Regions from separate parts of the Homo sapiens genome. Here region 1 is linked to region 2. Evidence: chromatin loops called from intact Hi-C (ENCODE). Cell type or tissue: dorsolateral prefrontal cortex. All regions are shown on one strand. Links, peaks and the distances in the headings refer to the core of each region. The heading gives the core; the rest is flanking DNA.

The links. Hi-C counts contacts between places; a loop is a spot of excess contacts. Peaks named below come from ENCODE experiments on the same cell type or tissue, not always from the same donor. Only the 100,000 strongest peaks of a DNase experiment are listed, where the experiment ranks them.
Region 1: it touches region 2 in a loop (13-fold over the local background); 1 of 110 quality-filtered maps calls a loop at or near these places.

What each region holds. Positions count from the first base shown.
Region 1 is chr22:26,540,028-26,542,935 of GRCh38, reverse strand. It overlaps TPST2 (tyrosylprotein sulfotransferase 2), which reads left to right. Exons shown (of 7, transcript NM_003595.5): 3 at 1,218-2,147. The coding sequence starts at 1,306. Among named protein-coding and RNA genes, the nearest start is that of MIR548J, 14 kb to the left of the region's middle. RefSeq lists an enhancer at 1,090-1,591. In dorsolateral prefrontal cortex, for the core only: no CTCF peak of the experiment used is centred there; a DNase peak (open chromatin) is centred at 1,686.
Region 2 is chr22:27,845,841-27,848,748 of GRCh38, reverse strand. No RefSeq gene overlaps it. Among named protein-coding and RNA genes, the nearest start is that of MN1, 46 kb to the right of the region's middle. In dorsolateral prefrontal cortex, for the core only: no CTCF peak of the experiment used is centred there; no DNase peak of the experiment used is centred there.

The sequences.
Region 1 (2,908 bases), core at 260-2,759, 1.3 Mb after region 2:
AAGGCCCAGGCAGCCCAAGCCCTTGCAGGTGGATAGGCCCAGCTGCAGACTGGGCCCTTGGGTGGTTTTGGGTGGAACCTCACATCCAAAGAGGCATGCTGTCTTCCCACTGGCTTCCACCAAACCCTCCGTTCACTAAGTCACTTGCAGTTCCCCAGTCGTGCTGCATCCTTTCCTGCCTGTGGCTCTGCGCTGGCTATTCCCTTTGCTGGTAACATCCTTGTTTCCCTTCTCCACCTGCCTGTTTCCTACCCACCACTGAAAATTCTGCATGAAGGCTACCTCCTGCAGGAGGCCTTCCCTCACCTACGCAGGTAGAACCCATCAATCTCTCTCAGGCACAGGTCCATGGTAAGAGTAGACTTTGGAGGCTGAGGCTCCCAGCACATAGCAGGTGCTCATTAAATGTTGGAATAAGTAAATAACCAATGATTATGATAGAAATCACTAATATTCTTGGGCCAGATGGGGTAACTCATGCCTGTAATCCCATCATTTTGGGAGGCTGAGGCGGGAGGATCACTTGAAGCGAGACCCTGTTTCTAAAAATTAGCCAGGTGCGGTGGTGTGTGCCTGTAGTCCCAGGTACTTGGGAGGCTGAGGCAGAGGATTGCTTGAGCCCAGGAGTCCGAGGCCGCAGTGAGCTATGATCTCTCACCACTCAATGCACTCCAGCCTTTTTTTTTTTTTTTTTTAGACGGAGTCTCGCTCTGTCGCCCACGCTGGAGTGCAGTGGCGCAGTCTAGGCTCACTGCAAGCTCTGCCTCCCAGGTTCACGCCATTCTCCTGCCGCAGCCTCCCGAGTAGCTGGGACTACAGGCGCCCGCCACCATGCCCAGCTAATTTTTTGTATTTTAGTAGAGATGGGATATCACCGTGTTAGCCAGGATGGTCTCGATCTCCTGACCTCATGATCCGCTGGACCGGGTGGCTCATGCCTGTAATCCCATCACTTTGGGAGACAGGTAGGAGGATCACCCAGGCCCACGAGTTCAAGAGCAGCCTGGGAAACATGGTGAGACCCCATCTCTTTAAAAAAACAAAAAAAATTGAAAAAAGTGCCCAGCAGGGTGCCAGGCACACAGCTAGTGCTTATGAAAGGTGCCCTCTGCATTCATGTCAGCAGCCTCTTGTTTGCAGTTATAGGGCTTTGCAGTTATTGGAGAGCTCACAGCTCACAGACCTCCCTGACTATGCATGTCCCCCTCTCTCCCCAGATGTGAGCCTGGCGGGCTGCCCGCTAACCTGTCGCTGAAGCCCCAGAAGCGGGCCCTCAGGCCAGGCCTACCCTGCCTCCGGCCCAGCATGCGCCTGTCGGTGCGGAGGGTGCTGCTGGCAGCCGGCTGCGCCCTGGTCCTGGTGCTGGCGGTTCAGCTGGGACAGCAGGTGCTAGAGTGCCGGGCGGTGCTGGCGGGCCTGCGGAGCCCCCGGGGGGCCATGCGGCCTGAGCAGGAGGAGCTGGTGATGGTGGGCACCAACCACGTGGAATACCGCTATGGCAAGGCCATGCCGCTCATCTTCGTGGGTGGCGTGCCTCGCAGTGGCACCACGTTGATGCGCGCCATGCTGGACGCGCACCCCGAGGTGCGCTGCGGCGAGGAGACCCGCATCATCCCGCGCGTGCTGGCCATGCGCCAGGCCTGGTCCAAGTCTGGCCGTGAGAAGCTGCGGCTGGATGAGGCGGGGGTGACGGATGAGGTGCTGGACGCCGCCATGCAGGCCTTCATCCTGGAGGTGATTGCCAAGCACGGAGAGCCGGCCCGCGTGCTCTGCAACAAGGACCCATTTACGCTCAAGTCCTCGGTCTACCTGTCGCGCCTGTTCCCCAACTCCAAGTTCCTGCTGATGGTGCGGGACGGCCGGGCCTCCGTGCACTCCATGATCACGCGCAAAGTCACCATTGCGGGCTTTGACCTCAGCAGCTACCGTGACTGCCTCACCAAGTGGAACAAGGCCATCGAGGTGATGTACGCCCAGTGCATGGAGGTAGGCAAGGAGAAGTGCCTGCCTGTGTACTACGAGCAGCTGGTGCTGCACCCCAGGCGCTCACTCAAGCTCATCCTCGACTTCCTCGGCATCGCCTGGAGCGACGCTGTCCTCCACCATGAAGACCTCATTGGCAAGCCCGGTGGTGTCTCCCTGTCCAAGTGAGTGGAGCCCCTGATGCTTCCACTCAGACTCTGGCCCTGGAGTCAGAGGCGCCAGGCAAGAAAATCAGCACTGCCTTTCTTGAGCTGTGTGGCCTTGGGCAAGTCACTATATCTCTCTGAGCCTCCGTTTCATTATCCCAAAAAATGACAACAATTACTCCTCTCCTTTCTGAGAGAATCTGCAAACTTCGTGGGCTGTTTGTTTGTTTTTTGAGGCAGTGTCTCGGTCTGTTGCCCGGCTGGAGTAACAGCCGCCACCTCCCTGTTCAAGTGATCCTCCCACCTCATCTTCCTGAGTAGCTGGGACTATAGGCATGCGCCACCAAGCTGGGCTAATTTTTGTATTTTTGGTAGAGATGGGGTTTGCCCTGTTGCCCAGGCTGGTCTCAAACTCCTGGCCTCAAGCAGTTCTTCCACCTCAGCCTCCCAGAGTCCTGGGATTACAGGCATGAGCCACCACACCCAGCCTAGAATCTGCAAACTTTGAATATGCTTTGTAGTAAGGCAATAGTGGGTAAAGGTTAAGAGCACAGATTCCAGAACAAGGATGTCTGGGTTCAAACCTCAGCTCTGCCACTTCTTAGCTGTGTGACCCTGGGCAAAGCGACTCAACCCCTGTGCTTCCATTGCTTCATCTGTAACATGGAAATATAATTTGCCTACCTTATAGATACCTGTGGGCATCAAATAGGTTAATAAATGTTAGGTGCTATTATTACTATTTTAGTGTTGATACTGCTTTTATTGATGGAGTACCC
Region 2 (2,908 bases), core at 150-2,649:
GATGTAACTTCTGCCCTCAGAATTGAAGCCTACCAACTAGCAGTGGGAAGTAGTAGTTTTGGTAGCTGATTGTAGAAAATTCGATGAGAACAGAGGAGAGAGCTCCAAGTCTGCATTTCCCTCCTTGCTTTCCAGGCACCTAAACCAGAGGTTTCAGAGACTGCAAACTAAACGAATCTAAAGCAAAACTCTTTTTAGTCCTTCCTCCTTCCCCAAAATGTACTGTCTGCATTTACTATTGGTTAACTGTATCACTGGCTGTGCTGCCCAAGCCAGAAATCCTAACTGGCCCCTAAGTCTAAAAAACGCCCCCAAATGACTGAAATCCTGCCCCTTTTGTATGTCCTGGTCCAATGCAAACTATGCTCTGATGCACCATCCTCTCATCTAGGGTGGGGTCTGAAAAGTTCCTGTAGAAGATTTTAGGCTTTGTGGGCCATATGGTCTACTACAAATTATTCAGCTCTCCCCTCACAATGCAGAAACATCCACAGAAGACACATAAATGAGCACTGTACCTGTTCTAGTAAAACTTTATTTACACAGAGAAATGGCAGGCTGGATTTGACTGGAGAGGCCATGCCTCATTTGCCAAGCCTTGGTTAGGGGATTGTGTGTATAATCAGTCTCTGCCAGAGTTAGCTTTGGTGCTGTGCCCCTTCTGGAACACGTGCATGACTTCCTGAGGCCCAAAAAACTACTGCAGCCAAAGCCAGTGTCCTTCTGCCATTCTTAAAGTGAAGCCAATGAGGCTCATCAGTCTCACTGCCTGTACAGGGTCAGTCACAGGTGGAAGGAATCAAACTGATTTCTCTGCTGCCCTAAACATGCACATTGACCACAGAAATAGCTCTAAGCACCTGATCCCCCACCAATATGCACAGAAAGCTGAAGGGCAGAGCTATGATGGGTTAACAAAAGCAGTTGATGTATGGAATAGAATGAAGATAGGCTGGGCGCAGTGGCTCACACCTGTAATCCCAACACTTTGGGAGGCCGAGGCGGGCAGATCACAAAGTCAGGAGTTGGAGACCAGCTTGACCAACATGATGAAACCCCATCTCTACTAAAAATACAAAAATTAGCCGGGCGTGGTGGCACATACCTGTAATCCCAGCTACTCAGGAGACTGAGGCAGGAGAATGGTGTGAACCCTGGAGGAGGAGGTTGCAGTGAGCCGAGATGGCGCCACTGCATTCCAGCCTGGGCGACAGAGCAAGACTCTGTCTCAAAAAAAGAAAAAAAAAGAAGATAATTCTGATTAAACTCTTCTCAACTGGCATAGTTTCTCTCTACATCTGTTGTCCAGAAAATGCTGTCTGTGGCTGTTAAACTAAATCCTACACTCATAAAAAGGCTCATAGCTATCCTGTACCTTTTCCACGATTGAAATACAACTCCCTATATGAACACCTTACCCTGGGCTTGGGGTCTTGGCTTCTGATGGGATGTGCTAAGTCCAGGCCTTTGCTTAGAAAATGAGCCCAGAGTTTCTGCGAGTCAGTGACACTCCACCTTGGGTTGAATCTGTTTACTTCTTGGATTTCTAGGAAGCAGTAAATCGCCATGACATGCTTCCGCCTTGTTGATCCCTTATATATTCTGACACCACCTGCTAATCAGTCGATAGCAGAATTGCCTTGCACTCCAGACTGAGGGAGGTTCATGAAGTGGAACGAAGGAGTGACCTCCTGTGTTTATTAATGTATGTGCTAAACAAAAGCTTCGCCTCCAGGCATCCCATTGCATGCTGGCTCTCTGCAGCCCAGAATAGTGATGCCAGGTTTTCAGCGCCGTCTCCACTTTCCCATGGCCCGGGGAGTCCCTGAAACAACTTTTCAGCCTACCAAGAGGTGCTGCGAGTGCTCCCCACCCAATGTGTCCTATAGTCTTCTCTCCCAGTGTCATTCTAAGGGAGGTGCTGTGTAGGACGAGAGACTTCTCCCAAGTGAGGCTGGAGGGAGGTTCGGGATCAAGCCCAGAACAGCCATGCATAGACGTCACTCAATCCATTCATTCCCTTAAATCAGAGGTCGGCAAACTTTCTATAAAGGGCTGGATAGTACATATTTTTGGCTTCGTGGGCCATACAGTCTCTGTTGCAACTAAACTACTCAACGCTGCCTTTATAGTGGGAAAATAACCATAGACATTACCTAAATGGGCATGGCTGTTTCAACAGAACTTCACACAAACAGGCAGCAGGCCAGATTTGGCTCAAGGGCCACAGTTTCCCAAACCCCTGCTTTAAGATTCTTTTCATGGTTATTCCTCTTAACATATCAGATTGCAAACAATAATAGCAGTACCAACCAGCACTTAATAGCTAGCACCTACTGTAAGTCAGGTACAGCACATAATTGGCCTCTAATCTTCACAATCACCCTATGAAGTGGGTGCTGTCACTATCCTTTTATGCTTGAGGAATCTGAGGCGCAGATTAATATATTTTGCCCCAGATTTTACTACTAAAAGTGGTGGAGCCAGGGCTGTCATCCAGGGGCCACTTCAGAGGTGCTCATCCTGCTGCCTTGTCTTTGAGAACTGCAAAGCGCCATGCTTGTGGCGTTCAGCAAGGGGCGACCCTAATGACATAAATTCTGTTATGGACACCCTAGGCTCCCAAACACCCCTTAGGAGTAAACTTCCATGGCTGATTCTTCCCAGAGCCAAGAAAACATTTCTTCCTAGACAGTGTTGAGCATCCCCTCAGTCTTGGTGTCAGGAACCCCCATGTTGCATTTTACATCCAACCGAGACACCCTCCTCAGGCAAGGCTTTCTGCCATAACTCCTCATTCCCCCTTCCCACCCCTCATCCTTGGTTTTTGCAATGGTGCTGGGAGGCTTGAGGGTTTCAGGTCTCCTGTATCCATGCCTCCTATTGTAAGCCGCCTCGGAGTACTTGG